Linked DNA regions of Homo sapiens: region 2 is linked to region 1. Evidence: read pairs that join two places in POLR2A ChIA-PET (ENCODE). Cell type or tissue: A673. All regions are shown on one strand. Links, peaks and the distances in the headings refer to the core of each region. The heading gives the core; the rest is flanking DNA. Region 1 overlaps RAB1A (RAB1A, member RAS oncogene family). Region 2 overlaps LINC02576 (long intergenic non-protein coding RNA 2576).

What was found. Peaks named below come from ENCODE experiments on the same cell type or tissue, not always from the same donor. Only the 100,000 strongest peaks of a DNase experiment are listed, where the experiment ranks them.
Region 2: POLR2A ChIA-PET joins it to region 1 with 8 read pairs; 3 of 35 experiments call an interaction of 5 or more read pairs at or near these places.

Annotation. Positions count from the first base shown.
Region 1 is chr2:65,087,926-65,090,828 of GRCh38, forward strand. It overlaps RAB1A (RAB1A, member RAS oncogene family), which reads right to left. Exons shown (of 6, transcript NM_004161.5): 5 at 1,014-1,145; 6 at 1-765. The coding sequence ends at 568. Among named protein-coding and RNA genes, the nearest start is that of CEP68, 33 kb to the left of the region's middle. In A673, for the core only: no CTCF peak of the experiment used is centred there; no DNase peak of the experiment used is centred there.
Region 2 is chr2:65,034,644-65,037,561 of GRCh38, forward strand. The region is part of intron 2 of LINC02576 (long intergenic non-protein coding RNA 2576); the gene reads left to right. Among named protein-coding and RNA genes, the nearest start is that of LINC02576, 5.4 kb to the left of the region's middle. In A673, for the core only: no CTCF peak of the experiment used is centred there; a DNase peak (open chromatin) is centred at 1,128.

The sequences.
Region 1 (2,903 bases), core at 1-2,500:
GTTACATAGTGTGCAACAAATTACAATATTCTGCAGCCACAAATTATATGCAGAGTATGAAGAAACTATTAATCAGATAGTGTAATCTTTCCATTTATAACTCTACAAGGAAGAACTAGCAAATCAGATCTTACATATAACATCTCACTAAACTTTATGCATGGAAAGTGACAGACACTGCTTGTGCTGTTTGATACAAAATGGCTGAACTTCATCTTCAGAAGACTAAACCTGACATCTAAACATGCCAATATAAACATCAAAACAAAATATATTCTAACCAACCACGGGAAACAGTCTGGTATCAGGAAAGCAACAAGGATTACACACATTATTTTATAAACCAGCACACAAAGGTTTAAAACAGTTCTGAAAATGAAGTTAGCTGTCTTGAGTCAAGGGAATAAAAAAAAAGTCAGTATTGACCATTTACAATCTCTGACCTTTGTGGAGACGGTAAGAATCTGTTGTAGTGCAGCTACATACAGTACAATTCAGGCAATTTTGTTTTTTCACTTGGGTTCAGATTGCAAATTCATTGCTGTGAGAAAAGGATGGAGGCAAATTTTAGCAGCAACCTCCACCTGACTGCTTGACTGGAGTGCTCTGAATTTTAACATTGGACTTCTCAGCACCACCAGCTGTTGCTCCGGGACCCATTCGCTTTTTAATCTCAGCTGCCATCGTCATGAAAGACTGTTCTACATTCGTTGCATTCTTAGCACTGGTTTCCAAAAACGGAATTCCAAGGGAATCAGCAAATTCCTAAGAGAATAATGAGGCACAATTAACACTGAAAAATCTTTTTCACTAATTCTTAGTGCATTTCTACCATCCATAATGGAGCGTGAGGAACTAAGTTCATTGGATCCAAACAGATGCTACACAAATTGTCACTGTCACAGTATTCTAGTGCACATATTTTTAAAAGGCTGTGGCCTTACTGTTACTGCAGAACCCATACATAATTCAACACCTTCAAATTCAGTATGAAAATTAAACTTTAAACATACCTTCGCTGTTGTGTAGTCTACTACTTTCTTTGTGGTCAGATCACATTTGTTCCCTACCAACAATTTGTTGACATTTTCACTGGCATAACGATCTATTTCCTGCAGCCACTGTTTAACATTATTGAAGGACTCCTAAAAAGACATTTGAAAGACTGATAATATAGTTCGATAATATAGTTCTGGAATAAACAGAAACATCGTTCCTGACCTAACAGACAAATAACAAAGAGCTAGTGAGACAACTCTAGCTACAAAATAACCACTGCTAAGGAGTGAAGAGATTTTTTTTTTTGAGACAGGGTCTTGCTCTGTCACCTAGGCCGGAGTGCAGTGGCACAATCACAGCTCACTGCACCCTCGACCTCCCAAGCTCAAGCCATCCTCCCGCCTCCGCCTCCGGGATAGCTGGGACTACAGGCACATGCCACCACACCTGTCTTTTTTTTTTTGGATTTTTTGTATAGATGGAGTTTCACTATGTTGCCCAGGCTGGTCTCGAACTCCTGAGCTCAATCGGCCCACCTTGGCCTCAAAAAGTGCTGAGTTTACAGGTGTTAGCCATTGCAGCTGGCCGTAAACAGATATATTAAAATGACTATAAATATCTAAACAATGACAAACTAGAATTTACAGGCTTAACGATGAAAATACCTTATTTGAAAGGGAAGTATAGCTTAATATTAAACTGCAACGCAGGCAAACCCAACTGCTTTGGAATATGCAATTTAAATGTACTACAAAACCTGGTTTTGAAATTTGATTAATTTTTTTTTTTTTTTTTTGAGACAAAGTCTTGTTCTGTCATCCAGGCTGGAGTGCAATGGCGCGATCTCGGCTCACTGCAACCTCTGCCCGCTGGGTTCAAGCGATTCTCCTGTCTCAGCCTCCCAAGTGGCTAGGATTACAGGCACGGGCCCCCACGCCTGGCTAATTTTTGTATTTTTACTAGAGATGGGATTTTGCCATGTTGGCGAGGCTAGTCTCTAACTCCTGACCTCAGGTGATCCGCCCGCCTCGGCCTCCCAAAGTTCTGGGATTACAGGCGTGAGCCACTGCGCCTGGCCTGAAATTTGGTAAAATTTTGGTTTATGAATAAGATGACCTACTGTTACTACTAGAGATGTCAAAAGATGTTATTAAATATACTCATTTTCTTTTCCACAGTCATATTTAGAGGACGAAAGTTTTCATTTAAAAATATTTCACGGTAATAGTAGAGATTTTTTAAACTAGCATCATTTTTTTCTCCTGCAGATATCACCCACCCAGCACTTCTAATGGCACTGAATCTAAATGCTTACATGTAAGTTATCTCCTAATTAGCTATGATTTCTCATTAGAGGTGAGATTTAACATTTGCCAAAAGAAAAATAAATTCCAATTTTGAACGTTTATCTTTTGTCCTTTTCTTTGATAGAAAGGACACTGAAATCTAAGTTTCTGATTTAAAAAAATAGTAACAAAAAAAGTTATGGCCCCTGGATCACATGCTTCACACTGTCCCACATTGTTCCCTCCATCGCTCTGCCCTCTCTCACAGCTAATCTTCAGATACTCATTCTCATACTAAGATCCTCCTACAGCTTATCCTATTCAAATTCTTTATTTCTGAACCACATCCTCCATAGGCAGAGACCCCCGAATCCCACTTTTGGCAATTCTGATGGACAAGTTCTAATTACCAGGCCATATTCCTGTTAATACTTAACACCAAGAACACAGTATAAGCCAAGCAACTCACGATTCCCTACAAACTCTTGCCTATATGTTAGAGTCTTGGCTATTTGATCAAAGTTATTTAGTTGACAATAAATACAACCAGAATCCCTTGAAAGCAAACGTAAAACTAATTACTAATCTTTTATTTATTACAGGAAAACAAATGTCTTT
Region 2 (2,918 bases), core at 147-2,646, 53 kb before region 1:
ATGCACTTAAGATGTATCTCACAGTTCAACTTCAGTAGTTTTTGTAACATAGTTAAAATGTGTCAGTAGGAAAGACCAATAAAATTATGGGTCAATTTTGCTTCCACCCAATTTACCTGTTTCTGTGTTTTAAATATGTCACCTTCGTTTATAAAAATGTGCTTGTATTTCAGCAAATAGCTTTGAATTTCATAAACAATCCTTTTTTTTCTTTTTTTTTTTTTGAGATGGAGTCTCGCTCTGTCACCCAGGCTGGAGTGCAGTGGCATAATCTCGGCTCACTGCAATCTCTGCCTCCCAGATTCAAGCAATTCTCCTGCCTCAGCCTCCCAAGTAGCTGGGTTTACAGGCATGCACCACCATGCCTGGCTATTTTTTGTATTTTTAGTAGAGACGGGGTTTGCCATTGTTGGCCAGGCTGCTCTCAAACTCCTGACCTCAGGTGATCCACTCACACCCCTCACCTCAGCCTCCCAAAGTGCTAGGATTACAGGCGTGAGCCACTGTGCCTGGCCTTGACAATACTTTTATATCCTGGTATACTACAGTGAAGGTAGGGGTTGTACTTAAGGTAATCAAGGGCTATTGTCTTTTAAATTGATATATAATAGTTGTACATGTATGGGGGGTAAGTAGCCTTCATTATAGAAGTAGAAATAGGTCTTCTTTATCAATTTGCTACTTTTATTCTTCCTGTGGTACAAATTAGCAGCAATTATGTGTGCCTGCAAAGACATATTTTCATGTATAATAGAGCCATACACCCCGCTTAATTCAGCAGCCAAGATCCCTGACAACCTCAACCATTTGGAACTCAGGTATGATTTCCCATACTATACTCAGGAGCTTAAGGGATGTGTCTAAAATTAAAGTTAATGAGTTAACAAGCTTAATTATTTTGTTTCCTCTGGCAAACTTCCAGTCTTCCTGGGTTTAATCCAATGGAAGAAATGGTTATTGAGTGCCTACTTGTACAGGGCACCCTGTTAGGCTGTGAGAGGGGTACAGGGAGAGCTGAGAACAGATCATAATTCCATGGGAAGGGAGGAAGCAGACATGCTGACCGCAGCAAGATGGAAGGAAACAGAATGATCGCCAGCTAGAAAAGAATAAAAGCCTCTGAGCTCTCGAATTAGCACTAATAACACCAGAAAATCAAATAGCCCCCAAGGCTGGAGTACAGCCACGACAGTGCCTGGGGTTTCATAACAATGACTGAGTCGGAAAATTAAAAGAACAGAAAAAGTTAAGATGTTACTAACTCAATTTCCTATGGCACAGAATGATGTCAGACATTTTAGAAAAAAGTCTAATCAAAACAAGTGGCATTTAATTTCAAGGGGTCATTTTAAATTGCCTGAATAATTACTTACATCCAGACTATCTTCTTTTTTTTTTCTTTTTGAGACAAAGTCTCGCTCTTGTCCCCCAGTCTGGAATGCAATGGCGCGATCTTGGCTCACTGCAACCTCTGCCTCCCGGGTTCAAGTGATTCTCCTGCCTCAGCCTCCCGAGTAGCTGGGATTATAGGCGCTCACCATCACACGCAGCTAATTTTTTGTATTTTTAGTGGAGACGAGGTTTCACCATGTTGGCCGGGCTGGTCTCAAACTCCTGACTTTAAGTGATCTGCCCGCCTCAGCCACCCAAAGTGCTGGGATTACCAGCATGAGCCACCGTGCCCAGCCCAGTGAATAATCTTTTAAGATAGAGGGAGAAAACTGATAAATTTTATATATTCATTATTCATATATATATATATCTATATCTCTAGTTAGCATAGAGGCAGAGAAATAATTTACACCAGTAAATGAGTAGACATCAGTATACCAGAATACTCACAGCCCTGTCTGGTTCATAAACAAGGGTTGCAGAGAAGTTTCCAACAGAGGGCTTATCAAGTAGGCAAAAAACTTAAATACACACGAAGTAACTTGAAAACCATTTTTTTTTTTTTGAGACAGTCTCTCTCTGTCACCCAGGCTGGAGTGCAGTGGTGCAATCTCTGCTCACTCTAACCTCCTGGGTTCAAGCGATTCTCCTGCTTCAGCCTCCCGAGTAGCTGGGATTACAGGCACATGCCATCACGCCTGGCTAATTTTTGTATTTTTAGTAGAGGTGGGGTTTCACCATGTTGGCCAGGCTGGTCTCGAACTCCTAACCTCGAATGATCCACCTGCCTCAGCCTCTCAAAATGCTGGGATTATAGGCAAGAGCCACAGTACCCAGCCTTGAAAACCATTTTTAAAAGCTGTCTAATACGTGGGGGGAGAAAACTGTATAGATTAACAATATAAATGATAACTTGGAATAAATGAGAAATCAAAGCAGGCATATCACGAAACTCATTTTGGGGTTGTAAATTCTTTGGGCACAAAACCATACTCCATCTTTGTCCATTTGTTGCTGTTCTTTCTTTTATGTGTATGGTGTTTTATAGCAGAATCTCTTTCTGCCTGCCATCTACTGCGGCTGGTCCCTACCCTGGGGTGGGTGGAACAGGTTCTAGAGAAAGGGAAATGACTGGGGGGCTGGGATGGCACCCCAGAAGGCATCTGCCCCAGGCCTTAAAATTCTCTGGATTCTAGTTATTCACATGCTTCTTTTCTCCATTCTTGTAGGCTGCTAGCAAGTTTAGGCAGGCCCTACCTAGCATACCCATCCCTGTGTGCTCCCCCAACCTCAGCCTAGCTAATGAACCAGGTAAGCGTCTGACTCAAAGGAAGCCAATTAAACTTCTGTTGGAATTTGCCTTTTAGACCCAGAGATGCTGGGTGGCCTCTGGCCGCTGACCTCCTGATTGCCATCCCTCCCCCATCACCACAACTCAATAATCAAACCAGCAACTGAGGAGTTACTCTACACTCTTCTTTACCTCCCAACCACCCCGTTCCAGCTGCTAATCATCATGCTGATTC